Linked DNA regions of Mus musculus: region 2 is linked to region 1. A link is a loop called in an ENCODE intact Hi-C map of the cell type or tissue named here. Cell type or tissue: left cerebral cortex. All regions are shown on one strand. Links, peaks and the distances in the headings refer to the core of each region. The heading gives the core; the rest is flanking DNA. Region 1 holds the start of Nrxn2 (neurexin II). Region 2 holds the start of Sf1 (splicing factor 1).

Region 1 (9,190 bases), core at 405-8,404:
CCGGGAGGAGATGATTTCCTACTTCCTGCGCTCCAGCTCCGTGCTGGGAGGCCGCATGGGCTTCGTACACAACTTCCAGGAGAGTAACTCGCTACGCCCGGTTGCCTGTCGCCACTGCAAAGCTCTGGTGAGCGCCCCACTGCCCAGAATCGCAGCGCTTCCATCTGACCCGCCAGACCTGGCCTGCGGACCCACGCCCCGCCCTTCTGCTGGCCCACCCGGTCCACACGGGAACACTAGCCAACCCGCGGAACATGTAGAACTCAGGCCTTCTCCTTCAGACCTATAAAACCCTAACCCCCAAGCATGGCCCCCTTCTTTATTGCAGATCCTGGGCATCTACAAGCAGGGCCTTAAATGTAGAGGTAAGATACGATGGGTGATGGAAAGAATGGCTTCGCTGGTGGATCAAGCTTTGGGGGTGTGGTAGGAGTGTGGTGGGGAGAGTTACTGCTGTAGGGATTTTTATTTTGATGGCAGCGATTTCCAGGAAGTGAAGTACATTGTAACCAGAGAGGCATCTTGACTGACATGAGGGGGTTATCTTTTAAGAGGCTGTGGTGAGCCAAGCTGCCTAGGAAAAGAAACTTTTGAGAGGGTGTAGTCCGGTATTAAATTAACATGAAGAAAACAATTTGGGAGGAGGCTTGTAGTTTGATGGGGGATGGTTTCTCAGGAGTACAGATGGAGCACGGACTTGAAGGATGGGATGGCGAGCTTTCTGACCCATGGCCCTTGCTGGGCTCCCTGTCTTCCCTTCCTCAGCTTGTGGTGTGAACTGCCACAAGCAATGCAAAGAGCGCCTGTCAGTGGAATGTCGCCGCAGGGCCCAGAGTGTCAGCCTGGAGGGCTCTGCACCCTCTCCCTCACCCACACATACCCACCATCGGGCCTTCAGCTTTTCCCTGCCTCGCCCAGGCAGGCGCAGCTCTCGGCCTCCAGGTAAGCGGGCCTCCAGAAAGGCCTATTAACTTATCCAGAATGCCGGCTGGGACTATAAAGAAGGGTCAGATAGGTGACGATGCCAGAAAGTGCCCAAAGAACTTCCAACTTTCTGAGGATAGGGTGGAGGGAGGCTCTGCTTCCTAAGTACTGGGATTAAAGGCGTGCACCCTAATTTTGACGAAGCTTCCGGACCCCGAGTGTGTGTCTGTTTTGTAAGGGGGTTGGCATCCCACCAGCCATTTGCATTTCTCTTTTTGCTTGCCATTATAAAAGTCTCTTCCCCCATAATCTCTGGGTGATTCTCTTGGGGTCTCTGTTGGTTCTGATCAGTTCGCTGAGTGATGGTTTGCTAAATGACTATTTTCTCGAGGTCTGTTAAACTGAGGTCTAAGGTAATTTGACCACAATCATTTGGGTTGGCGTAAGTCCTCAAAAATAGAAAAGAGAAAACCATTTGCAGTGGGTCTTCAGATGTGCTGGGCTCTAAACTGTGTAATACGCACAAAATCGACATTTAAGCAAACTGCACCGGCGGAGATGTGGCTGTGGGGAGAGCTTCGGCAGAAAGAAACGAAGAATAAACCTCAGAAAGTGGGGTCGTTTGGTCGTCCTGAGAATTGATTTTTGGAGGATGGGCCTGCTTCCTGGACGAGGAAGAGATGGGAGCCTTCTGTGACAGGAGGTGGCTGCTGGGGTCACAGGGACCCAGGGTGGGGATAGTGGACAACTCTCCGTCCCTCTCCGCAGAGATCCGTGAAGAGGAGGTGCAGTCGGTGGAGGACGGAGTGTTTGACATCCACTTATAAAATGGTGAGTCCTCCCTTTGCAGGCTGCCACCAGGGTCGCCCCACGGAGGGCTGGGGCGGCTTATAGGAAGCGCCTGGGCGGGGGGGGGGGGGGATTTGACAAGAGGTTCCTCATGACTTCTGTTTTTTTTTCTTCTTCCCAGCTGTGACTATCAAGGACTCATTCCTGCCTCGGAGGAAAGACTTAGAGTAGAGAAGGGAGCCAGAGATTCTGGGGCAGGAGGTTGGGGCTGGGGGTGGTGGGGGTCGAGGGTGGCATGCATTGAGAAGAGGGCCAGGGCTGGTGTCCCTAAGGTTGTACAGACTCCTGTGAATATTTGTATTTTCCAGATGGAATAAAAAGGCCCGAATAATTAACCTGGATCATCAGCCTAAAACCCTCTGATGCTGTACTTCTAGCTATGCTGTTGCGGTCTAGAATTCCATAGGGTGGATAGATTGGGACCTGATCATGGGGATGGGGTCTCAGGAGCAGAAAACCTCAGAACACAAGACTCTTGGGCAGAGTGGGAGGAGTCCTGAATCTGGGGGACTCGAGCCTTGGGACTAGTGAGCTTGTGCACCCTAGAATTGCTGGTACTGGTGCAACTAGAGTTTTCAACCCAGAGGCAAGACGCTTCTGCCGTTCCAGATAAGCTCTTAGGCCCTGGATCAATCCTACACTGACAGGACTTCATGGCAGGGAGAGGGCAGCCCAGGGTACTGGCTGTGGAGCAGAGCTAGGAGGGGTGGGGACAGCCAGAGGCTGGGGCTGGTGTGCCTCAGGGTGGGGGCTGACATCCTTGGTCATGCAGCCTCCTGGCCTGGTGCTGCCGCCAGCCGGAAGGACAGCGACTTCCAGAGGAAATGCATATTGATCTTGCTCAGCTCCGGAGGCCTCCTAACCCAGCTTGCTCTTCCCTTCTGTATTGGCAGCACTGAGAACTTGGGGGGGGGTGCTTGTCACCACTAACTAAGGCCAAGGCTATTTCTAAGACTGCTTTGGGACAGGAGGGTGGTCTATGGGAGTTTTCTAAAGGATCTAGAGCCTGACCCAGATGTCCCTAAGGTCAGGAGGTACCAGATAGCAATGCTGAGAATGGGAGCTACATCCCCAGATTTCCACACTGTAGGGTGCCTTACAGCAGCTGTTGGGGTTGAAAAGGAGCACCCTAAATCCCTACCTGTACATCACTCTATTCTGCAGACCTGGCAGTGGCCTCCAATCTCTTGGAAGAGTGCACTATCCCAGAGCCTCTAATTCCTGCCTGTTTCTACCTTTTTGACTTCAATCCCTCTGGTCTTCTAGTCCTTATTTTGGGTCCCCTCATTCTCCTGCCCTGTCACAATGATCAGCTTCAGCCCTGTCCCTTATTGAGTCCCCTACACTGCCTCTCCTTCTGTCCTCAGCCCCCTCCTCCCCTCCCCCTCTCGAGGCTGTAATATCCGTTTCATGATTTGGGGGCTGAGTTGCTATAACAACAGACGGCGATTGTGTTGTGAAGAGCAGCTCGCTCCTGCTCTGCCAGCCTGCCTCCCGCTGCCTCCATCCCTGCAGCCTGGTCGGCTCCCCAGCCCACCCCCAGCCCCTCCTTGGCCTCTTCCCAGTGTGTGGTGCTGCCCGGTGTTCAGCTCTGCCTCATCTGGGATGTGACCTGTACCTGCCTTTCCACTGTCATTCAAATGTGTCAGAATTGAGTGTCTGGCCCTCACATGGTGTTTGCCTGAGCATATGTGTGTGGGACCTGCACCTACACTTGCCAGGGTTTCCCTCCCTGTTGGCTTGTGTACCTGCCTAGAAGGGTGTCTGCTCTATGCTGCTCCCCAATGCCACATTGGGTGTGAGCCTGTGTATTTGAGGGGTGTGTTTTGAAGTGGTGGGGCCCAGCTGCCATGAGGGATCTGAATCTCGGACCTTCCTTGTAGAGGAGAGGGACAGGGAGGTGTAGCAGGGAGGTGTAGCAGACTCCAGCGACCTTTCCTGCCCTTGATGGGAAAAGCTGAAGGTAGAGACAGAAGAGCGGTGTTCACCCTTGCCTCCCTTCCCACTCAGACTCCTGGGGTTTGAGCCTTGTCACTGGGTCACTGCACCTGCTTGTCTGTCCCTCTGCATTTTGGTGTTTGTACGTGTGAGTGTGGGTCCTGCAGGAGGAGGAACAGCAGATGATGGGTGGGGCAGTGGGCTGGGGGGGGGGTCAGAGAGGCCCTGACTCAGCAGTTCTTGTTCTGCTGCCTCTACTGGCCTTGGCAGCCAGTAGGGGACGTGTGGGGGGTGTGGTGGTAGTGGGGGCAGGGCTGCCTGAGGGTCTCTCCAAGGTCAGAGTAGGCCCCAAGTCTGGGACCTTGTTCAGGAATCTCCCTTTCCACTGCCTGGGAAATACCCATTGCAGCTAGGTCTTCTCCTATCCTCCTTCCAGGCTATCAAAGGAGGTCCTCTCTAAGGAGCGGTGGGGGGAGTGTCCACATTCATTAACTCAGGAATTGACTGCTCTGCAAAGTACCTACCGACGACCAGGGAGACTCCATGGGCAGGTCCCCTGTGAGTCACTTGGGTGTGTGTTTGCCCTTGAGTGTGCAGGTACCTGTGTATGCACAAGTATGCAGGTTATGGATCGAGTGTGTCCCCCCACCCCCCGTGGTGACTTACCATGGTGGGGCATCTCTGCAGTGTCCCTTTGTGTTTCTTGGAAACGCTGGGCACACATGAATAGGTGTGCATGGCTGTGTGCCCCCATGTGTATCTGCATACATTAGTGGTTGGACGTGTGTTCTTGCATATTGCCTCTGGCTAAGGAAATGCCAACTGCTACCAGCTGTGCAGATCACAGGCCCTGTAACAGAAATCAGGGGCCTGGAGAGAACTGGCAAAATGGTCTGCCACACACCCACGGCCACACCCACGCCGGCACACTGTCTCATTGAGAAGCCTTGTGTCCAACTTAGGTAATGGTATACACACCTAGGCGCTGGATCTACCTTTTCTCGGTGGAGTAAATGAAGAGGGGTGTTCCTTCCTCACACTCTGACACAAACACGGCGATGCAGACATTCTTACTGCAGAAGACTTGCACGCCAGGACCACACTCTGAAACTCACAGCTAAGGGTAGGAGCTCGAAGGGAAGATTCTACTAGATTTGTATTCAGTAACAGGGAGTGGGTAGCTTCCACCCCACCACTAGCCTTTTCCTACCCCAGAAAAGCCTTCCACAGGGGTGGAAAGCTGGTTCCAAACTCTGGGATTCCCATGAGTCTGGGCTGGGAAACCCCACTGTCTCTAGCTTAGAATCTTGCCAACCTCCAAGCTTCGTCCTTATCTCAGAAAAGCCCCTAGCTCTTCAGTTCCGGAGGCTTCCAGCTAGAGGATACAGAGACAGTGATTGGTAGGGTCTCTGCGAGCGACTGGAAAAGCCACTAGCAGTCCTGGGGTGGGAGAGGCTTCCTTGGCTCCGGGTAGCCCAGGCCAGCCCCCCCAGACTCAGCCAGCAGAGGGCGCTGTGGCCAAGGCCCTGCTCGGGTCCTGCTCTCTCGGTGCCTCAAGTCGGGGTTCAGTCCTCTCCTTTGGTTTGTCCCAGCCCTGGGCACTATCTTCGGGACCCGCCGGCAGGGGCGGGTGGGTGTGGGATCCAACAACCCAACCAAAGGTAGAAGGGGCTAGGGTACCTGGATTCCCAAGACCCCGAGCCTGGGGAGAGCACCTGCTGGGTTAAGAGGCCTGGACGTCCGGGCAAAGGTCCAGAGAGGTGGGAAAGGGCTCGGATGCCCTGGGGCCGGGACGCCTGGGTCCTCGCGGAGGAGGGAGGCGGGTCATGGAGCCGCGGGACTGGCGGCTTCTGCATCTTCGCATTGGCTGTGCCACTCGTCCGTCAGTGTTGCGTGGCCCAATGCGTGTGCTTGGGGGGCGGGTCCTGGTGCTGATGCTGCCGTCAGTCGGTGTTGCAGGGATGCGGCGGCGGGAGCAGCCGCCCTGACTCTCAGAGCATCCTCCTCGGAGCGGCACCGCGGCGGGGCGGGCGGGGACGCGGCGGGGACCAGGAGGCGCGAGGCAGCCGATATCGCTGGCCCAGGATCTGTTACCTGCCGTAGACCCAGCGGTCTCTAGGCTCGGATCCCTACCCTTCAGCTCCTGGCGCCCCCAAAACCAGGTATGGGGGGGGGGCTGCGGCGGAGACGGGTGGGGGGCGGGAGCCAATCGGGGGAGGGGAGCGGGTCGGAGGGGGCGGCGGATGCAGAAAGGACGGATTGGGGGGCGGGGGCGCCGAGCAGAGAGGGCTGGCTGGGTGACAGCGAGGAGGCGAAGCCGCTGGGGGAGGTTGGGGGACTCCCTGTGGAAGGGGCATTGGCCCTGAGCTGGGGCGAATGCAAGGTGGTGAGGGAGGGTCGATGGGGGAAGGGGGTCTGAAGGAGGGGCATCCATAGGGCTGTGAGAAGGGCTCTGAAATAGGGGTGGGGGGAGGTCCCAGTCTATGCTGGTCCTGGCAGCTGGAAGCAGTGATGGACCAGAGAAGCTGCGAGCTGTTGTGGTCTGAAGGGTCTGCAGGGGAGAAACACTGGTCTTAGTGGGAGAGGAGGCAGGCTGGAGAGAGGTTTGGGAAGTGGAGAGGGAGGTCTGGGGGCAACCACTGAAGAAAAGACTACTGGGGGATGGGAGCCAAGGGGAGAGGAGGTTATCAGGAGGGAGCAGAGGGGAAGATGCCAGGATGCTCTAGGCATAGATGAGTCTGTGACGGGGAAGAGCTGGACAAGATGGGGGGCCTGAGGGAGAGGAGAGAAGCTTGCTGGGGAGAGCTGGGGGGTGACAGAGAGGGAAACCGGTCGAAGGAGGCTCTGCTTGGCTGAGAATATACTTGAGGGCAGCGGTGGGGCTCTGGTCACAGAGTACTGGAAGGGTAGAGGAGTCTTCTGAGCCCTGGGCTTATCCCTCCACCTCAAAGAGGTGGGAACCATTTCTCATGCTCCAGCCTTCTCCCCCAGAGGGAGGAGCAGTCTGCCTGGGTTCTTTGGGATGGGGGTATGACCACAAGGACCCTGGGTGGGCTCCTGGAGGTGAAATTGGATTTGTGGGGGTTATTGGGCTGTTCCAGTTGCCTTTGCCGTCACCCCCTCTTGAGGCATCCAGGGCCTTAATGAACCGGCAGGGATGGGAGGGGTAGTTCCTTGGTGCTCCACAGCGAAAGGGTGCCCAGCTCCACAGTGCTCAAGAAAATCTGAGGGGGTGGGTCTTGGGTCTCCAGCCCCCTTGACTACTTCCGGCTTTCAAACACCCTCGTTCTTTGCACATATTGTGGGTGGGTGGGGTAGACAAGGACCTTCTAGTCATTCCTGCCCCTCCCTCTCGTCCACCTTCTCAGTGTCTGGGCGTTCCTTCTGGGGGAGAGCTTTACATCCTCTGTCTTCTGCTAGAAAAAGAGAGAGAAGGGAGCAGGAAGGAAAAAGAGAGGAGGGGAGGTCGGCTAGTCAGTTAACTACATGGAGGGCCTCCGGCTTTGTAGGTGCTTCAGCTACTCAGGTCCCAGCTTGCTACCCCAAACCTGGGGATGGCTCAGGGATGGATATGTCAGAGCCAGAGCAACTTTCGTCTGTAGCCTCAGGGAGTAGGGTCTGTGTCTGGGAGGCCCCTTACCTTTGCTAAGGGAAGTGTGCTCAGACTCTGTCCATCCTCAGCAGCACAGGGGTGGGCGGGACCGATCAGCTGGCAGTGCCTGCTGAGAAGCTGCTCCTTGGCTGAATCCACATGACAGCTGCTCCTGAGAGGAAGGGACAGGGCTCTAGAATAGCCACCGGGGACCTCCGTGTCTCTCCAGGCTCCGTCTTTTCTGTTCTGTTCTGTCTACCCTTGCCAGTGACACAGACATCCCGACACTGATCCACACACTTGGTGGCACTCGCCCAGACACACACCTACACAAGGCGCACACACCTGCGTATACAATACAACTCCTTGGCAGCAAACCGCCCACGCTCCCCGCCCAGAGACACTGCCACCTCCTGCCTGCCTCAGGGACCTCCTCCAGGAGCCCTACTTGAGCACACAGCACGCATAGAACCCCTGAGTGCCCCCGGGTCTCCTGACAAAGCACTGCCTGACAGTCCTTCCCCTCAGAGATGCACAGCATCTGCCACTGTTCATGAACTCAGGCCCACCTGCCCTCCTGGCATGCACTGCTTCCTCTCCTGGGCACACACGCCCACGCCTACACATTTTCCCAGACACAGCAACCCCTGCCTGCCATATCACACGCACTGCATGCCAGTCTGGGTCTTAAGCATTGTGCTCCGGGTCTATAGGTGTGTGCACTAGGGCACAAGGTGGGCACATCCTCTTTGCCTTGACCCAAACCCGTGACTCCCACCTAAGTTCCTTCTCTGTCACACTCCTGTCACTAATGGACTTCCAGAAAGCTCTTAAACCTACTCCTACCTGATGGTGACCACAGTCACTGCAGGCCAGCTTTGGCCTGCCTTCTGCAGAACCTGCCGTTCGGCCCCAGCATTTGTCCTCCACACAAGGCTCTCTCTGCCTGCCCGACACTGGAGACATAATGTCCGTCCCTTCAATTCAAGCTCCCGCTCAGCCCCCACGGGGACTCCCAGAAGTGTGTCCTCACACACCACCCACCCCTTGTGGTTCCATCTGTTGGTGTAGTTCTGTCCTGGCTGCTTCCACACTGATAGGCCTGTGCACTCGCCGAGATTCATTCAGTAATGCAGACCTCCCTGTCGTTTTCTGACACTGACACTGTTCAGTGTGGGTGGAGGAGGGCGAGGCTTCAAGGCCTGCGCTTTGCCAACCAGTGATCCTCGTTTCCCTTATCTGTAAAAGGGGTATGTTTCCATCTGCATGACTGAGACATGTCTCAGGGATTGGTTGAGAGGATTTTGACGACTATAATCATAGTAGCCACAGTTGTATTTAGTAGGCACCTAATGTGTTCCTGACGGTGAACTTTTCAATCTGGTGTATTTTTCAGGCCCTTGGAAAGCTCCTAGTCAGCAATAGGTGTTCAAATAGGTTTTACATCCATTTATTCCTTTTAGTGTGTATGTGCATCATGGTACCTATGCAGGGGTCAGAGGATAGCCTGCAGGGCTTGGTTTTCTATTTCTATCATGTACATACTGAGTATCAAACTTAGGCTTGGCAACTCCCTGAGCCATCCCTCTGGCCCAGCAGCAAGTAATTTTTTTTTAATCATTAGTACATCCCTTTATACACATGCACGCACGCACACACACCTGTCAGACACCTTCAAGAGTATCCAACCACTTCAGGCTTACTCACGAGGCCACCCCTGGAAGCCATCTGTCCCCTCTGCATCACTGGGGTGTACTCGTAAAAGTCTGTGTCACAGTTCTGTATGGCATAGGGATGACGTCTGAGTTCGCCCCTCCCACTGCTCCCCCCAGGGTTCCATATATTTGTGTTCCAGCCCCTGGTCTATTAAGCCATTCACTGCACCTC
Region 2 (9,190 bases), core at 804-8,803, 52 kb before region 1:
ATTCCTCAGAGAAATGTAAAAATATGTACATTATTATACAAACAAGTCTTAAGCCCATACCTGCTGGCCCTGTCCCAGGGCCAGAGCCATGCCATTCTGTCCCTACCAAGGTGTCATTCTGTCCCTACCAGGGCGTCATTCTGTCCTGACTCGGCAGGATGATTGTTTCATTTCCTGCTGTGCTGCAGAGTTGGTGCTCCACTGTAAACCCAGCAGCCATCACTGCTGCACATGGTAAAAGGAAGACAGCACTGTCCTTCATCTGACACTGTTTCCAATGAGAAGGTACATGAAGTCTCTTGACCTAAACCCAGGGATAGATATGGGTGGATTAGAATATTATGTAAGACTTACAGCATTGTTATCCTGAATTTTGGAATTCTTACAATCACTGGGTAGGGTCTCATCATGTAACTCTTGCTGGCCTGGAACTTGTTACATACATCAGGCTGGCCTTGAATTCTGTCTGTGGAGTGCTGGAATTAAAACAGTGGCTTGTCATCAAATCCAACTTTATAATTACTTTTTCCCATAGATGATCTCATGAATTCTCAAGACTGGAGCTAAATCCCTAGTCTAAATATGTATCTGCTGTATTATGAAAATATGTACACAGTGCTTACCTGCACCCATTAGCAAGTTGGGTTTTTTTTCCTTAAGTAGTATTGTCAAGAATGGTTTCTTTTCCATCAGTACTGCTAAAAGTTCTCTCAAGCCTTCTATCCTCTACTTATTTAAGACAAGTATGTTAGAGCAGGTCACCTCCCACTGATTTGGGGTATGTGGTGCCATGGTCACTCTTCAGTGGATTTCATTATTTCTTATCCTTCTTCACTCATTAGTTCACCCAGCTCTGAACAATCACACAGTGTCATGTTGATCAGCCAACTCCCTTCACGGATTTGTGCAGAAGCCCTAGGTTTTCTGCAAGTGTTTCTTTGATTTCAGTTACCTCTCCCGACAGAGGAGAGTTCACTGGCAGCCTGCACATTTTCCAGAGCACCACACTCACCCCGAAGCACAGTGGGTCTGGTGTGCAGTCCTATCTCTGGATGGGCAGGAAGCCATGGTGGATACAGGCTGTGGACAGACCATGGCCTGAGTGCTCCTTGACATTCCTAGTGCCATGATTGATCAAGGTTCCAAGAGTTCCCATGCTATGCCTCCACCATCACTTACTTTTTTATTGCTGTGACCCAGGAAAGTTAGAGGAGAGAGAGCTTATTGCTTACAGTTCAGAGGGTGAGCCCATGGCAACCTTGGTGGGGAGCATGGCGGCAGGAAGCAGGCAGCTTCTGTTGTAGTAGCTGAGAATTTACACTGAATCAGCAGAAAGACGGAGACAGACAAGAGACTAGGCCTGGTGTGGGCTTTTGAAATTACCCACAGTGATAGACCTCCTCCAACAAGACCATGTCTCCAAATCCTTCCCAAATAGATCTACTAACTGGGGTTAAGCATTCAAATAAGTCTAAGGGGTCCACTCTCATTCAAACTTCCACAGCCTGCTCTGGCCAGCTACATAATGGTTTTCAGTATTTGGGACTGAACCGAGGCCCTTGGCCATACTAAGCAAGTATTCTACTACTGTGGGGCTTTTGTTGTCGTTGTTAAGTCTTTAGAGATTATTTTAATGTGTATAAGTGTTTTATCTACATGTATGTTTGTACATCAGCAGTAAGAGCAGTGCCTGAGGTGTCAGAACAGGGAGTCACGATCCTCTGGAACAGAAGTGAGATGGTTGTTAGTTGGTGTGGAAGAGTATCCAGCACTCTTTTTTTTTGTTTGTTTTGTTTTTCCAGACAGGGTTTCTCTGTGTAGCCCTGGCTATCCTGGAACTCACTCTGTAGACCAGGCTGGCCTCAAACTCAGAAATCCTCCTGCCTCTGCCTCCCGAGTGCTGGGATTAAAGGCGTGCGCCACCACCGCCCTGCTGTCCAGCACTCTTAACTGCCGAGCTGGCCCCTCCTCTGCTTAGGTTGATAGGTTTCTTGGGTATTACAGTTGGCTTTTCTACTTTCACATGTCTGCTGATGTAATCTGGGAGTTACATGTGCTAGGTTCTACCACTCAATTGTATTTTCTGCCCAGACATTTGCTCTTTCTCTGTTCTATGGCCATTTCCTCCCTACCTGTCATAGTCTGTTGACTTGTACCATCCACCATACTTGAGTTTCTTATCTTTGTAGTCTCTTTATTCCTAGATTACTCCAAACCTTCTGTTGTCTACATGTCTACTTTTCTACATCATTTTAAAAGATTACTTAGTCTTATGTATATGGGTGTTTTGTCTGCATATAAGTCTGTGCACCATATATATGCAGTGCCTGTGAGGCCAGAAGAGGGTTCTGATATCCTGGGACTGAAGTTACGGATGGTTGTGAGTCACCATTTAGGTTCTAGGAATCCAACCTGGGACTCTGGAAGAGTAGCCAGTGCCTGGTCTTATCTGCTATTTCTCTAGCCACTCTAATTACATATTAAACACTGTTTCCCCTACTGGGTCTAAATAACCTCTCTGTGAGAACCCTATCTATCCCCAGTTCTATTATGTTGTGCTAACCTGTTTCATTACTCTCATGTTTATTTCATGGGAAGGAATGTTTGGCCTCAGTCTCATTTACAAGTTCCCTACCATTTTTATGGGTAATTTTAAGGTACCCGAAACAAATTTCCAACGCATTGAGATTTCCCTGGAAGTGCACACTTTTAGACTAACTTTTGAAATGACTTTCTCTCCCCTCTCCAAGAAGGACTTGGAGCGCCTGACTTTTCCTTTACAAGAGTTAGTATGTGCCATTGAACCTGGATTTTTTGAGACAGATATACTGTACCCCAGGTTAGCCCCAAACTCATGTCAGCTCTCCTGTCTCAGCCTTTCAAGTTCTCGGGTGACAGGCTACTTGGCTACCTTGTACCGGAATGAAATAAAGTCTTTAAATACACCCACCAACTACCCTAGTTTTGAGCCATTTCGTAACACTATTTTTCAGAGAAAACAGGAAGTCTTTCTCTACTCTACCTGCAGCTTCGACGTATCCTGTTCGTCAGCTCGAGCCCGCCCCTTCGCCGCGGTCCCTAGTTACCTCTAGCACAATGACTAACGTCACTTAAGGCCTCCGTTCCGCCCCTCTGGGGAAGGGGGCGGGGACACGCGTGCCCTCCCTACGCATGCGCACCCCTGCTCTCCGCCTTGGTTCCGGCTTCTCCTCCCGGCTTTCTCCATTCTCGAGCGGCTGGCTCCTGGGGGAGGGGAATCGTTTCAGCCAATCGTGTGGCACTACGACGCCGAGGCGCTTACCTCCATCGGTTTCAGCCAATGAGCTAGCCGTTCTCTCACGTCACAGACTTTGCCCCCTCCTATTCCCCTGCCACTCTGGCCTCAGTCCGCGCAGTAACAAGGAGTGCGCGCTGCGACACCTCCCAGTTCCCCCGGCCCCGCCGCCATTTCGTCGCCGGGCCTAACGGTTCGGCCAATCCCGACCCATATTGAAAAGAGCCAGTGCTCCACCAATCGGAGGCCGCTGCCTCCGACCTCACCTCGGGCCGGCCCAATCCAGGCCGCGGCCCCTCCGCCCCGAGCCCGCCCCCGCGGCGTCCTTTCTCCTCCCTCTTTGTGCGTCTGGCGCCGCCGCCGCCCGCCGCGTGAGAGGACGGGCTCCCCGCGCTCTTCAGCCGCGTAGTCGGGTCCCCTCCCCCCCACCTCCAGCTCCCGGAAGGTTCGTGAAGGAGAAGTCGCCGCGGAGGACGAGGAACCGCTGCTGCCGGTCCCCTGGGGCGCCATGGCGACCGGAGCGAACGCCACGCCGCTGGGTAAGCTGGGCCTACCAGGCCTTTCCCCACTTCCTGGGCCCAGAGGCAGCTTCAAGCCCAGCCTATTGGCGCTCGGGACGCCGCTGCCGGGGGCCCTAACCACGGCCTTGTCCTTAGCGGCGGTGCCGTCACCGCCGCCGCCCCCGGCCTCGTACCCGCCATAGCAGCCGCCCCCGCGCCGCCGCCGCTCTTTTCAGCGAGGGTCGCCTCCGCGCCAGGACCAGCAGCCGGGCCAGCCCGGTGGCGGCGGAGGTGAGTCGGGCCGATAGAGCGCGAGAGTCGTCGGGCGAACCGAACCGGCCGACGGAGGGGCAACGCCACCGCGGTTGGACGCGGCGAGGACGCGCGCGCGCGCACGGGAGGCCCGGGCGGACGCGCCACGGGGAACGCGCGGCCTGGTTTGGGAGGCTTCGATTGCGCACGCGCACCGCGAGAACCAGAAGGGCGGGAGGAAGCGTTCTTCGCGCAGACGCAGTGAGGCGTTCAGGCTTTGTGGCGCAATTGTGGTAGTTTTGGAAGAAGCCACCTGTTGCCCCCTGAGCTCCTGCTATGGAGGACAGGAGAGTCAGGTCCACGGGACGACGTGGTGTGAGTGGCTCCCTTGATGGTTTTTAGCAGCCCCGTGGCAGGAGTGTCTCCTTTCACAGTGAGGCGAGTTCGGAAGGCTACTAGGGATGCTTGAGTTCGATCATTTATTAAAGGTTTTCTCCTTTTGTTTTCTAGAAGGTTCTCAGAGTGACCAGCTTTCCCCGTGCTGTTTTAAAAGGCTTTTTCTCTGGGCCTGTAATCTGAGAAGTAGAAAACCTTGTGTGGTAAATGTAGGGAAGAATGTAATAAATCAGAGTTCTGATGACAAGTGTCCACTGGTCAGGAAAACTGATCTTTCCACGAGTAAGAATGGTCATATTGAAGGATGGCATGTTTCCCACAGTAATGTGTAGCAAGAGATTTGTTGTGTACTCTTGTAGCTTGAGTTCCAATGCTTTGTGGGCCTCATTCCAGTTTCCTCTTTTCTGCCCTTTAAGGCATTCAGAATTGATAATATGTATCTGTACACTTCTGATTCTGGGTTTCTGTGCATTAAGTCTTGGAAGCAAGGGCATGATGGTTCATGCTTTTAATCCTAGCACTCTGGAGGCAGAGGAAGGTGGGGCTTTGAGTTTGATGCCAGTCTACATAGTTTAAGACTGCCAGGGTTCTCTAAAGGGACTTCTGTCTCAAAAAACAAACAAAAGATCCAAAGAGTTGGAGATATGCATCAGTGGTAGAGCTCTTACCCAATATATGCAAAAACTCTGATGTTAACACTACAAAAGAAATGTGTTCCTTGTTACATTCTCTAGTATTTTCGTTTTAAAAGAACTAAATGTGAACTGTTCCTTAACTTTCCTGACAGGAGGATCTTTAAAATGGCTGCTTGTTTTCTCTGACCTCTGAGATTTCTTTCTTTTTAAAAATTTAGGTGATTTCAGTTTAGTTTTAATTATCATGAACTGCTTGCCTTCTGGTTCATATTTCTGCCTGATGGGCTCTGTCTGTCTTTAGACTTCCCAAGTAAGAAGAGGAAGAGGAGCCGATGGAACCAAGACACAATGGAGCAGAAGACAGTGATTCCAGGCATGCCTACAGTTATACCCCCTGGACTGACTCGGGAACAGGAAAGAGCTTACATAGGTAAATACACGTTCTACATCCAGGTGCATCTTCAGATTGTTACTGCAGATTGTTCTGAGTGATGAACCTGTTGAAAGTCTTAAGATTTTAGTCATGGGAACAAGGTGTGATGAGCTATGCTTTCATAGCTGTGTAATCCGTGATTTGCTTGGCCAGTCCTGCATTTGCAGCTTCTTGTTTGGGCCTGCTCTTAGCTCGGCAGCCCCCTTCTCAGCTGCTGTTCTTGCTCATTGGTGAGGTGAATGCTATCTTCCTCTCTGGACAGGCCCCAGTGGAGAACACTGCAGGTATTGTAAACCAGTTGCTTTTTTGTAGCATGGCCTTTCACCATAATGTCATGGTTCCCTTTCCCTAAAATTGTGGTTTCGTTTTTTTATAGGTACAAAATAGTTTAAGCAAAAAGTGGCTCGGAAAGCATTTATAGTTTACCCATTTTGTTGAATTTAATCCTTCCCTTCAGTATCCTTTCTTGTTCCATCTTTAGAGAGCTGTCTTAAAACAGGCTCTTGTAATTTACCACTAAAGGACTCTGCTGGGAAGGGTTTACTGTTTGATTTGAAATGAAGTGGTGGCAGAATTTAAAAAATTAGGTTACTGTCCACAGTAGAATTAAACCTCAAAATTACTTAAAATCCAAGGTCATAATAAATGGAAGTTTTATATCTGTCCTGCTGTCTCAAAAAGTGCACTTGATAAACATTTTCAACTAACCAAGTAAACATCCTCTTTGGGGCAGAAACCTCGTTGGGTCCATTGAGCTGTGTCCTTCTCAGACAGCTTCAAGGCTAAGGTGCTCTGAGTCTGGAGGTCTTCATTTCCTGGTTCTTAGATTGCTGAGGATTTTGAGGCGTGGAATTGTCTGCTTCTCACAGTACTTACTACTAATCCTACTTTCTCCTGCTGTTTACTCTCACCTAAGCCTTGGGTGTCATTAGACCAGTGTTGGACCTTGTAAGATGTCTTAGTGCTCCCACAGCCCAAGACCAGTCTAAAAAAACAGTACTTTACAACTCCCTCTCTTCCTCTGGAGGCCCAGTTAATGCATCAAGCCCTTAGAGACTATTTACATATTTTGTTGAAGTAGATAAACTCAGAGTTAGAAGCTAGGGTGCATTTTTAGTTCAAGGGAGGTAGCAGTCTTTCCTGGTTTATTCTTCAGTGCTGGATGTTTATTCACGTTAGATCCCACAACTAGAGGCTGCCCTATGGTACTGAGCTGCTAGGTTGCTGAGCTTAGTCTGGCTGCAAGCCTAGAGCTTGTTGTCATGAAGGAGCTTGGAGAGTAGCAGTGTTTCCATGGCACATTTGCTTTGTCCAGGGGTCCTTGGTATCCTCTTCACTGTCGATTTTTTTTTTTTTTTAATCAGTATTTCAGCATGGAGATGTTGTATAGTCCTGTGAAACATGTCTTAATGCAGATAATTAGAATTTTCTGTATTTAAGGTATGTATTAAACCTAATTGTAGGTAAACTGTGCCATTACTGCTTTCTCAGAGACCTGGGGCGTAATAAAAATACATACCAGAAGCAGTCACATACCATGTCGAAGAAGCTACTCTAGGTTTGCTATCTATCCTAGTGCTGTGTTAAATTTTGTCTGAGTTACTGACAGCTTTTAGTGAATCTCTCATGTTTCAAACCTGGGGGCCATATACAGTCTCTTGACCCTCACTTAGCATCTACACACCTTCCTAAGATATCAGTAGCTGGTCTGAAAATAAACTCCTAGGCGGGTGAAGGTAGTGCACATCTTTAACCCAGTCACTGAGGCAAAGGCAGATGATTTCTGGGTTCTAGGCCAGCCTGGTCTGCACAGTGCATTCCAGGACAGCGAGGGCTGTGTTTTTTGAGACCCTATCTGGAAAAAAGGGGGAAAATGATAGTTTACAGCACCTTACTTAGGCCCATTGGATTATGAACAAAGGTATGTGGTTTGCTCAGTATTTGAGTAAAGGTGCAGGTATTGGGGAGCTCTTTTAGTACAGATCTGGTTGTACAGAAAGTACACACACAAATCTGTAAGATGTTAAATTGGTTATTGAGTGTCTTACTTAAAGAGTTTTAAATCTTGTCTTAATGAAAATGATCTTTGCTCAACTGCTATTTTTGTTGTCCCATGTTATTTGAGTACTTTTGGGCTGTGTTTAATACTTATTAAAGAAATAGAAACTTAAGTTTTGCCCTGAGTTTGGTGGGAAGCAGGTACTGATATCTTAAATGCCGTTGGTTTGGGGTACCAATCGTAAGCAAGTGTTGGTGGAGAAGGGAGAGGTGAATACCTCCTGATAATTGGAATTGTAAGCTTTAGTGAACAGTCTTAACTGCTAACCCCTCTTCCAACAAACTGTTTGCTTCCTTAAGTGATAACCATTTTGAGGTGGACATTAGCTGTAGATGTAGATGGACTCCTGCGCTAGGTGGTTGGGGGTTTTTGCCTCAGTGTGTCACTGATCAGTCGTCCCTTTCAAAGTCTCCGAGTTCTTCATGCTTGTTATTGAGATTTGAGATGTTTTTTGGTAACATTGTCTTTTTTCCATCCTTTTTTTTCTTTCCTAACCTGGTTTCTTCCAGTGCAACTACAGATAGAAGACCTGACTCGTAAACTGCGCACAGGAGACCTGGGCATCCCCCCTAACCCTGAGGACAGGTTGGGAAACAGTTTTAACCAGCTGACAGTAACGCTTTTACCTTTTTTCTCAATATGTTTTTACTGGTGGCAACATATTGTGTCAGTTCAATAACTCCTAGTTAAGACGACTGGTATTCTGACCAGAGTAGACTATATGCTCAGTCAACAGTTAGAAAAGTTCTCTTAATGGGAGAATAAGTTAAAGAAAATGGTTAACTGGTTTCTAATTGGTAAGCATATAGGTTTTAACCTGGTAATTTGCCCACCCCTAGGGACAGTGAGAGGTGGCCATTAACCTGCCTTTTCACTGGCTGCTTTGGCTGAAAGCACAGGGGGTAGTTTTTCTCATTGGGTATGTTATGCAGGGATTTGAGAGTATTTTTAACCATCACTGAATTTAAGCAGGCCAAAGCTTGTTGAAGTCTTACCTGCTTGTGGTTTTGAGATTGTTTTAAAATCAGGAGATTTCTAACCAACTTCCTTCATTGCCAGTTAATTTTCAGCCTTGGCCATTGCCTGCCTGCGGGTTTTGGGAAGGGAAGGCAAGCAACCAACCCCCTAAATTATTACTTTTTCCTTTTTAAAAGGGAGTATGGGCCTCAAACAGCTGTGGTCATGCCATTTCAGTTTGCAGTTTCTCTCACCTCTGGAAAGTTAAGATGTCTGTGAGAGAGGAATGTTTTAAGTGGAATTTTATTGGCTGGTACAGGTCTTTGAACAGCTAAAGTCTTGTCCTTTAATAGACAATAAGCTTCCACTGAAATCTTTCTTAGTGCATGTAGCATAGTTGAAAAGATTGCTTTGAAGGTGTTTCTGGCTTTTGTTATCCTGGTCACATGCAGTTCTTCTGCCCCTTACCATGAAACAAATGAACCTAATGATTTCTCCATTATTGACTTTGTTTTGCTTATCAAGTTTGTTCTATTTTTACATATAGATTTTGGTTGGAAATTTTACATTTCTTTTTTGATTTGAAGATTTTTATTTTTTAGTTTTTTTTAAGATTAACATTATAGGTTATAGACCACAACTGTTTAGTGCCTTTTTGGCCTTTTCCCCTTTAATGGTATGTCT

What was found. Hi-C counts contacts between places; a loop is a spot of excess contacts. Peaks named below come from ENCODE experiments on the same cell type or tissue, not always from the same donor. Only the 100,000 strongest peaks of a DNase experiment are listed, where the experiment ranks them.
Region 2: a loop joins it to region 1, with 2.4 times the contacts of the local background. A loop is called at or near these places in 4 of 42 quality-filtered maps.

Annotation. Positions count from the first base shown.
Region 1 is chr19:6,413,100-6,422,289 of GRCm38, forward strand. It overlaps Rasgrp2 (RAS, guanyl releasing protein 2), which reads left to right. Exons shown (of 17, transcript NM_011242.3): 13 at 1-127; 14 at 329-365; 15 at 766-942; 16 at 1,693-1,755; 17 at 1,895-2,117. The coding sequence ends at 1,751. Nrxn2 (neurexin II) reads left to right here and starts at 5,657. Exons shown (of 23, transcript NM_001205234.2): 1 at 5,657-5,873. It overlaps Gm14965 (a long non-coding RNA gene), which reads right to left and starts at 5,663. Exons shown (of 3, transcript XR_879495.2): 1 at 5,392-5,663; 2 at 4,378-4,561. In left cerebral cortex, for the core only: a CTCF peak has its summit at 5,224 (motif pointing right); DNase peaks (open chromatin) are centred at 3,229, 3,460, 4,689, 5,261 and 4 more places; H3K4me3 peaks cover 3,122 bases; H3K27ac peaks cover 2,529 bases.
Region 2 is chr19:6,360,306-6,369,495 of GRCm38, forward strand. It overlaps Sf1 (splicing factor 1), which reads left to right and starts at 3,385. Exons shown (of 13, transcript NM_001110791.1): 1 at 3,385-3,813; 2 at 5,359-5,487; 3 at 8,059-8,134. The coding sequence starts at 3,783. It overlaps Gm14966 (predicted gene 14966), which reads right to left and starts at 3,405. Exons shown (of 3, transcript NR_168058.1): 1 at 3,302-3,405; 2 at 355-476. In left cerebral cortex, for the core only: no CTCF peak of the experiment used is centred there; DNase peaks (open chromatin) are centred at 3,306 and 4,234; H3K4me3 peaks cover 2,643 bases; H3K27ac peaks cover 2,083 bases.